2 separate regions of the Mus musculus genome follow, and region 1 is linked to region 2. The links are chromatin contacts, found by POLR2A ChIA-PET in ENCODE. All regions are on one chromosome and are shown on one strand. Each heading gives the region's core, a stretch centred on a gene start or an enhancer-like site at or near the end of the contact. The rest is flanking DNA. Distances are from core to core; before and after follow the strand shown.

Region 1 (2,965 bases), core at 371-2,870, 42 kb after region 2:
ACCTGAAACCAGGCCTTCTTTTCTCCCTCCCCCTAACTCGACTCCTGCTCTCACACAGCGGATGTGCGCCTTCTCATGTTCTAAGAGGGTCCTGAGGCTCCAGGGAGGGAAAGGGAATTGAGACCCCTAAGCTAAGCCAAGCTTTGCCTTCCGAGCTGGAGGAGAGAGGGCTAGCAAAGGGGAGGGGGGTCCAGTGGAGCACCCCACCCCCTACACACACACACACACACACACACACACACACACACACCATTCAGGAGAGGAAGAGAGCTGGCCAATGCCTGGGGCTCTTTCCATTCTGCGGCTTCTCTCTTTCCAGATCACTCACCCACCCCAGTGAGAGACCACCTCCTCCATTTTGAAGACTGTAACATCTCTGTAGGCGCCTGCCTATAAGAATGTCTGCCCCAAGTTTCTTTGTTTGCTCCATGGCTGGGGTGTGTGGAAGCAATTCTGTGTGAGTGAGTGCTATGTCCTTTGAATGTAGGAAACATGTATGTACAGTTTAAGTTTGATGCCAGGGTATAACTAGGCAAGTGTGTGTCAGCTTAGAAGAGGAATCTTCCTTCTTCAGAGGTGTCAATCAGTGTCTTTGTGTATGTGTCTGTCTCCATGTGTGTGTGTGTGTGGGTGGTGGGGGGGTCTCCTTAGGTGAGTAGTCTGTCTCCATGTCTCTGTTGGAAGCTATCTGTGTGTCTGATTTCTGTGCTCCAGTTCAGGCGAGGGGCTCGACAGTGTTAAATCTTCCTTGGAGTCAGTCTCAGGAGGCAAAAGCCTTTTCCTGCAGACCCCAGGCCTGGCTGGGGTTTGGACCCTTGGTTCCTTCACGTGCATCCAGCCCAGTGTACCTGAATGCACTCATCTCTCTCCCACTCTTCCTACCAGCTCTGCCCAGCTAGTTCCAAAGGAGCCTCAGAAACCTGCACTTTTCTGACCCGAAGTGAGTGCCTGGCTCAGTCAACTCCCCTTCCCCTGAACCCAGACAACCCTGGTATCTAGACTTCTATCTCCCACCCACAACCTCCAGGGCGGGGGACCGAATATAGCCTTCCTTTGAGGGGCAGCCCCAAGCAGTATGCAGCCGCACATCAGATGAAGGTGACTGTAGGCTGGATTGGGGTAGCAGGATCCCTCAGCCTCATCTTAGGAAGCCTGCGTCTGTGTTTTCCACGCACTCCGCCCCCCAAATCTGAAATCAAATCCCATCTCCTCCCAGCCTTTCTCTTGCCCAGGACCCAGTAGTCCGGCCCTGGGCCCAGGAAGTGGAGGGATGGAGGAAGGACCGCCAGGAACTGGAGGAAAGACTTTGAGCACTCCGATCCCTTTTCTACTCGGATCTCGGCTTTTGCGACCTAAGTTCTCTGTTCTCCCGCGCAGCCAGAGGAAGCAAGTTGGGCCGCTTCACCAAGAACTCCTCGGTGTTCTCCCGGAAACTCCACGCCCGTTCCCTGGACTCCCTAGCCCGCGGCTGGGGCTTACCTTGTGAGAAAGTGTTGTAGAGAGTGAGGATCCAGATGAGGAGGCTCAGCATGCTGTCCGCCCGCCGCTGGGCCCCAGTCGGCGCGAGCGGGGCCGCCGCTGGCTCTCTCTCCTCCCTCCCGCCCTTGCACACAAGGCGCACACTCGCTTGCCTCTCTAGCCGCCGGCTCGCTCCCCTGGCCCCTCCTCTCGTCCCGCGCCCCCTAATAATTTCTGCCCTCCGGCTTTATCTCTCGGGGCCTCTCTCAACCTCCGCGCCGCGCGCTCTCTCTCCCTCTCCCTCTCTTCCCTCCCCGGCTCCCTCCCTCTCTTCCTGACGTCTGCTCTCCCTCCGACGGCGCCTCCCTCCACTGCCCTCCCCTGGTCCCCCAACGCGCGCGCACACACTCGCTCCGCTCGCTGGAACCGAGATGGGAGGAGAGCAAAGAGAAAGGAATTGAGGGCAGAGGCAAGGGGTGGGGAGGGGTGGGGAGAACGAGGCGTCGCAGGCTCTGGAGCAAGGACCGCTGGGTCCTGGCCCACCAGTGCTTGGTGCGAGACCTACTTTTACCCCCAGTGGTGTAACTGAGCCGGGCATGGGGTGGCAGCCAGGACTGAGGACGAACCTTCATCAATTTGGATGACTGTGTTAGGAGGGGTGTGCTTCTTATGCGTCTGGGGGATGGGGGTGTAAAAGCTTTAAGATCTCTTCTTCGTTTTAATCCCAAACCCCAGAATCTAACCCTAGATGCCTAAATTAAGAATTCTCAATTAACTCGAGAGTGTTGGAGAGGGAGAAGCTCTTCTTGCCTACAAATCTCAGGCTGGAGAAATCTTGACTGTCTTTGAGCCCCTTCTGAGGGCTTCAGCCAGCCACATTGAGGCCCGCCTCAGCGCTGGAGTCCGTAGCAGCCATGAAGAGGCGCAGTTAACTCTTCCTTTGTTCACCCCAGACATTTATCTATCCGGAGGGAAAACCAAAGAACTCGGTGGCTTTCTCTTGTGCCTCCCCGAAGGCTTGCTACAGAAGGCAGCCACTGATCGATCTCTAAGCACTCAGGAACTTGAGGTGCACTGGGGTGAAGACATGGAGAATCGAAATAGAAGTGCATTCGGGTGGGTTCTCCAGTCCAGAACCCAGTGTAGTAGCCACCTCCTCTCCCAATCCCTAAATACATCCTTCTGCTCACTGGGCTGCTGAGTGTGGGAGAAATAATAGAAACACAGGAATTGCACAACTTTGCAATTACGCCCATCTGGAGAGGCCTCCACCTCTTCCTTCTCATATTCTAGATCTCCTGAGTCCCTAAAAGCTCCTGGCCAAGATAGCTTTATCTTCAGGCTTGGAACTAAGGCACACAGCTCTAGTGCCCTCTGCTGATATGAGATGGGCACAGTTTCCTCAAAAAATCTTGACAGTTAGATTGAGTGAGTGGTCCAGACGCAATCTGGAACAATTAGAGGGCACAGAAACAAAGTCAAAACTAGCCAGCTAACCAGTCAACCA
Region 2 (3,102 bases), core at 305-2,804:
CACACCATTAATGCCAGTGTACTGATGGAAACGTAGAGGTGATGAGAAATTAAACAATTAGGCTTCACAAAGCTATTGGGATGGAAACTCAGGATTAACTACAGGGTCGGCGATGGAGCGCATAAGCGTGCTGATGGATTGCCGCAAAGCTCCCCCACTATCACTATGAACAAATGAAGCTAACTCCTCTGAGCCTTGGGGCTTTTCTTTTTAATCTATAAAATATGGCTGCCAAGAGTGTATGAACCACAGCATATGCAGTACTTAGCCATGGACATGTGATGCAAATGAAGCTATTGGTAATAACCATGATTATAAAATGACACGAGGTTTTACTAGCCCCTTTACCGTCAACACCATGGTTCTCAGGTCACATTAAGCTAGCAAACAGTATGCCTTTCCCTGGTGGAAAGCAGCACATGGTGCACCCGCAGGAACAGCCACCACCCAAGCCGGCACAGACATCCACGGTCTCAGTTCCCTGTTGATGTCCAACCCTGCATGCTCCCCAGGCCTCGCCACGGGCCACCTTTTCTGCTCTGCTTCCCCTTCTCCTCTGAGCAATGACCCAGGAAAGCGGAGGCCTTCTCCACCTCCATGGACCTTGCCAGTCTCAGGGAAGGTGATAGGGAGAAAAGGTCTCTGGGCTGCCCCAGGCTTCCCTGAGCTACAGCATTCCCAGACACTCCCTGAAAGGGAGCAGCCAGGCAGAAAGACAAAGACTATATCTGATTCCAACAGGCCAAAGACCACAAGCCGGGGTAGGGAAGCTTGCACAAGGGGCCAAGAAAGGGGCTGGGGGTGAACAGGAAGAGGAAAAGGGAAGGGGCCTGCATCTGTGTTCTTACTCCCCAGCCATGAGAGGAGGTATAAGAGAAATCTCACAACACTGTCACAATTTACAGTTCCAAGAAACTTTCCATGTAGTCTCTTTCCCCAGATGTTGCAGTGTGGTCCTCACACCCCAGCTGTGTAGACAGCTTCTTATCCTTCCTCTCCTCCCCACTCCCTAATAGTAGTGCTGCGCTGGAATGCCCCTCAAGATGAGACACCAGGGTCCTTTATAGGCAGAAGACAGAGAGTATCCAAGAAGGGGGAAGGCTAAAGCAGGCTGCCTGCGTGTGTGCCACCTGGCTGCTACCCACTTCCTTCCCTACAGAGCAGGAACACTGGACCAACTCCCAGTGCTAAAGGCTTTAGTGTATGCAGTACGCAGACAGCCTGGCTCTTAGCAGCAACTCAGCGAACTGTGCAGTAGTATCAAGAGATGGGATTACCAAGTGATTCCAATCCCATATAATCTCACCTGGTTCCTACCTCTCCTACCTCACACGAGGAGGCTGAAGCCACCAGTAACAGAGTAGGTACAAAGAGGGTCCAAAGGTCAGCCTCACTCCATGCTTTGAACTTCCAGGCTGGATCTCCTTACCAACAGGTCACTGGTAACCTTGTGCTGTGGCTTCTCCTATCTGAGTCACTTTCCCCAGGGGAAGGGTCACAGGTCACTGTCAGGAGCTCCTGGCGGTCTAGACTGTCCTCTGTTCTCAGGGTTGTGGGAAGTTATCTTTGCTTTCTCTACTGACACTGCTGTTCCAGTAGACCCTGGCTCATGTACGTCTTCAAATGAGTACGAGTTGGAGCCGTGACCTGGCAGCCTTTCAAGGGCTGGGTCTGCTCTCCGACACAGATTGGGAGCCCCACTCCTACTCTATCTATCCCTGCCAGCTGAACCTGGAGACGGGTTTACGGAAAGGTCTCAGTAAATTTGGTTAAGGAAACAAATCAATGAGTGGCTGAATGGGCGAACTTGAGTATGACATCACTCCCCCAGACCCAGGCAAGAGCAGAGGAGCTGCCCAGAGGAAAAACACCGCAGAGAGACCCAGTCCCACACTCCCAGCACGGCAGCCTCCTGGGCATCAACTGTCACCTTTTTTGGAGCTCTGCTTTTAAGCACATCAACAGCCGTGAGGAGATGGCATGGTTGCCAAAAAAACAGAAACCAAACACATCAAAACAAACCAACAGAGAAAACCATAACAACACTACCCACAAGTGACAAATACCGTTCTCTCTCAAGAGCAAGACAGACTCGCTCCCTACCTCTGGGACCTCCCTCAGAGCTCAGCACATGAACACATGTAGCAACCTCTAGGCCATCTGGAAAGAATGTCCTGAAAGAGGCAATTCATATCTCATAGGGCCAGACAGTTTTTATACCATAGGCATATTAACACATGGAATCAGGAGGAAGAAAACAAATGTGTTAAGACATAGGGTCCCGGGGGCTGGAGAGATGGCTCAGTAGTTAAGAGCACTGACTGTTCTTCCAGAGGTCGAGAGTTCAATTCCCAGCAACCGCAAGGTGGGTCACAACCATTTGTAATGGGATCTGATGCTCTCTTCTGGTGTGTCTGAAGAGAGCAACAGTGTATTCATATACATAATAAAAAGATAAATCTTTAAGCTGGGCGTGGTGGCACACGCCTTTAATCCCAGCACTTGGGAAGCAGAGACAGGAGGATTTCTGAGTTTGAGACCAGCCTGGTCTACAAAATGAGTTCCAGAACAGCCAGGGCTATACAGAGAAACCCTGTCTCGAAAACAAAACAAAACAAAACAAAACAAACAAACAAAAGACAAAGGGTCCCCTCCAGACAGTGGCCTTGAGGATCATGGGAGATCCAAAGGGACAGCCTGGTTTGAAGCCTGGATGTGGGGGCAGAGTAGAAATGGGTGCACATTGGAACACAGAGGCTCGCTTGTCCTGGGACCCCGTACCCCTGCCCCAGTTTGCTGGGCTCCGATATGCTACTTCATCCCACCTGTCCCTTGTCACTCTCCTGTCTTCTAACCCCAGTCACAAGACAGTGCTACTATTTCCTCTGCCTGGTGGGAGCTGGGGGCAGTAAAGAGAGCAAAACGCACACGCTGTGCATCCAGCAATTTTACCACTGGCAATTGGTTACAGAAAACTGACTGAGAACTCCATAGGGTCATAAAGGTAAGAGGATGTCTAAGTGTTTCCATTTCATTCTCTCCTAGACAGTTCCAAGGCAATCTAGATCCAGGCATTGTCAGCAGAGCCCAAGCACTTACGAT

Evidence for each region. ChIA-PET counts read pairs that join two places held with the same protein, here RNA polymerase II (POLR2A).
Region 1: POLR2A ChIA-PET joins it to region 2 with 10 read pairs in Patski. The contact joins the promoter of Kirrel here to the enhancer-like site in region 2. POLR2A ChIA-PET finds 5 or more read pairs at or near these places in 4 of 5 experiments (Patski and embryonic stem cell).

What each region holds. Positions count from the first base shown.
Region 1 is chr3:87,172,917-87,175,881 of GRCm38, forward strand. Kirrel (kirre like nephrin family adhesion molecule 1) reads right to left here and starts at 1,621. Exons shown (of 16, transcript NM_001170985.2): 1 at 1,480-1,621.
Region 2 is chr3:87,130,502-87,133,603 of GRCm38, forward strand. The region is part of intron 2 of Kirrel (kirre like nephrin family adhesion molecule 1); the gene reads right to left. Among named protein-coding and RNA genes, the nearest start is that of Kirrel, 42 kb to the right of the region's middle. Within about 2 kb of position 1,555, at least 1 of the 3 ENCODE cell types and tissues checked has a DNase peak (open chromatin) inside an H3K27ac peak, as active enhancers do.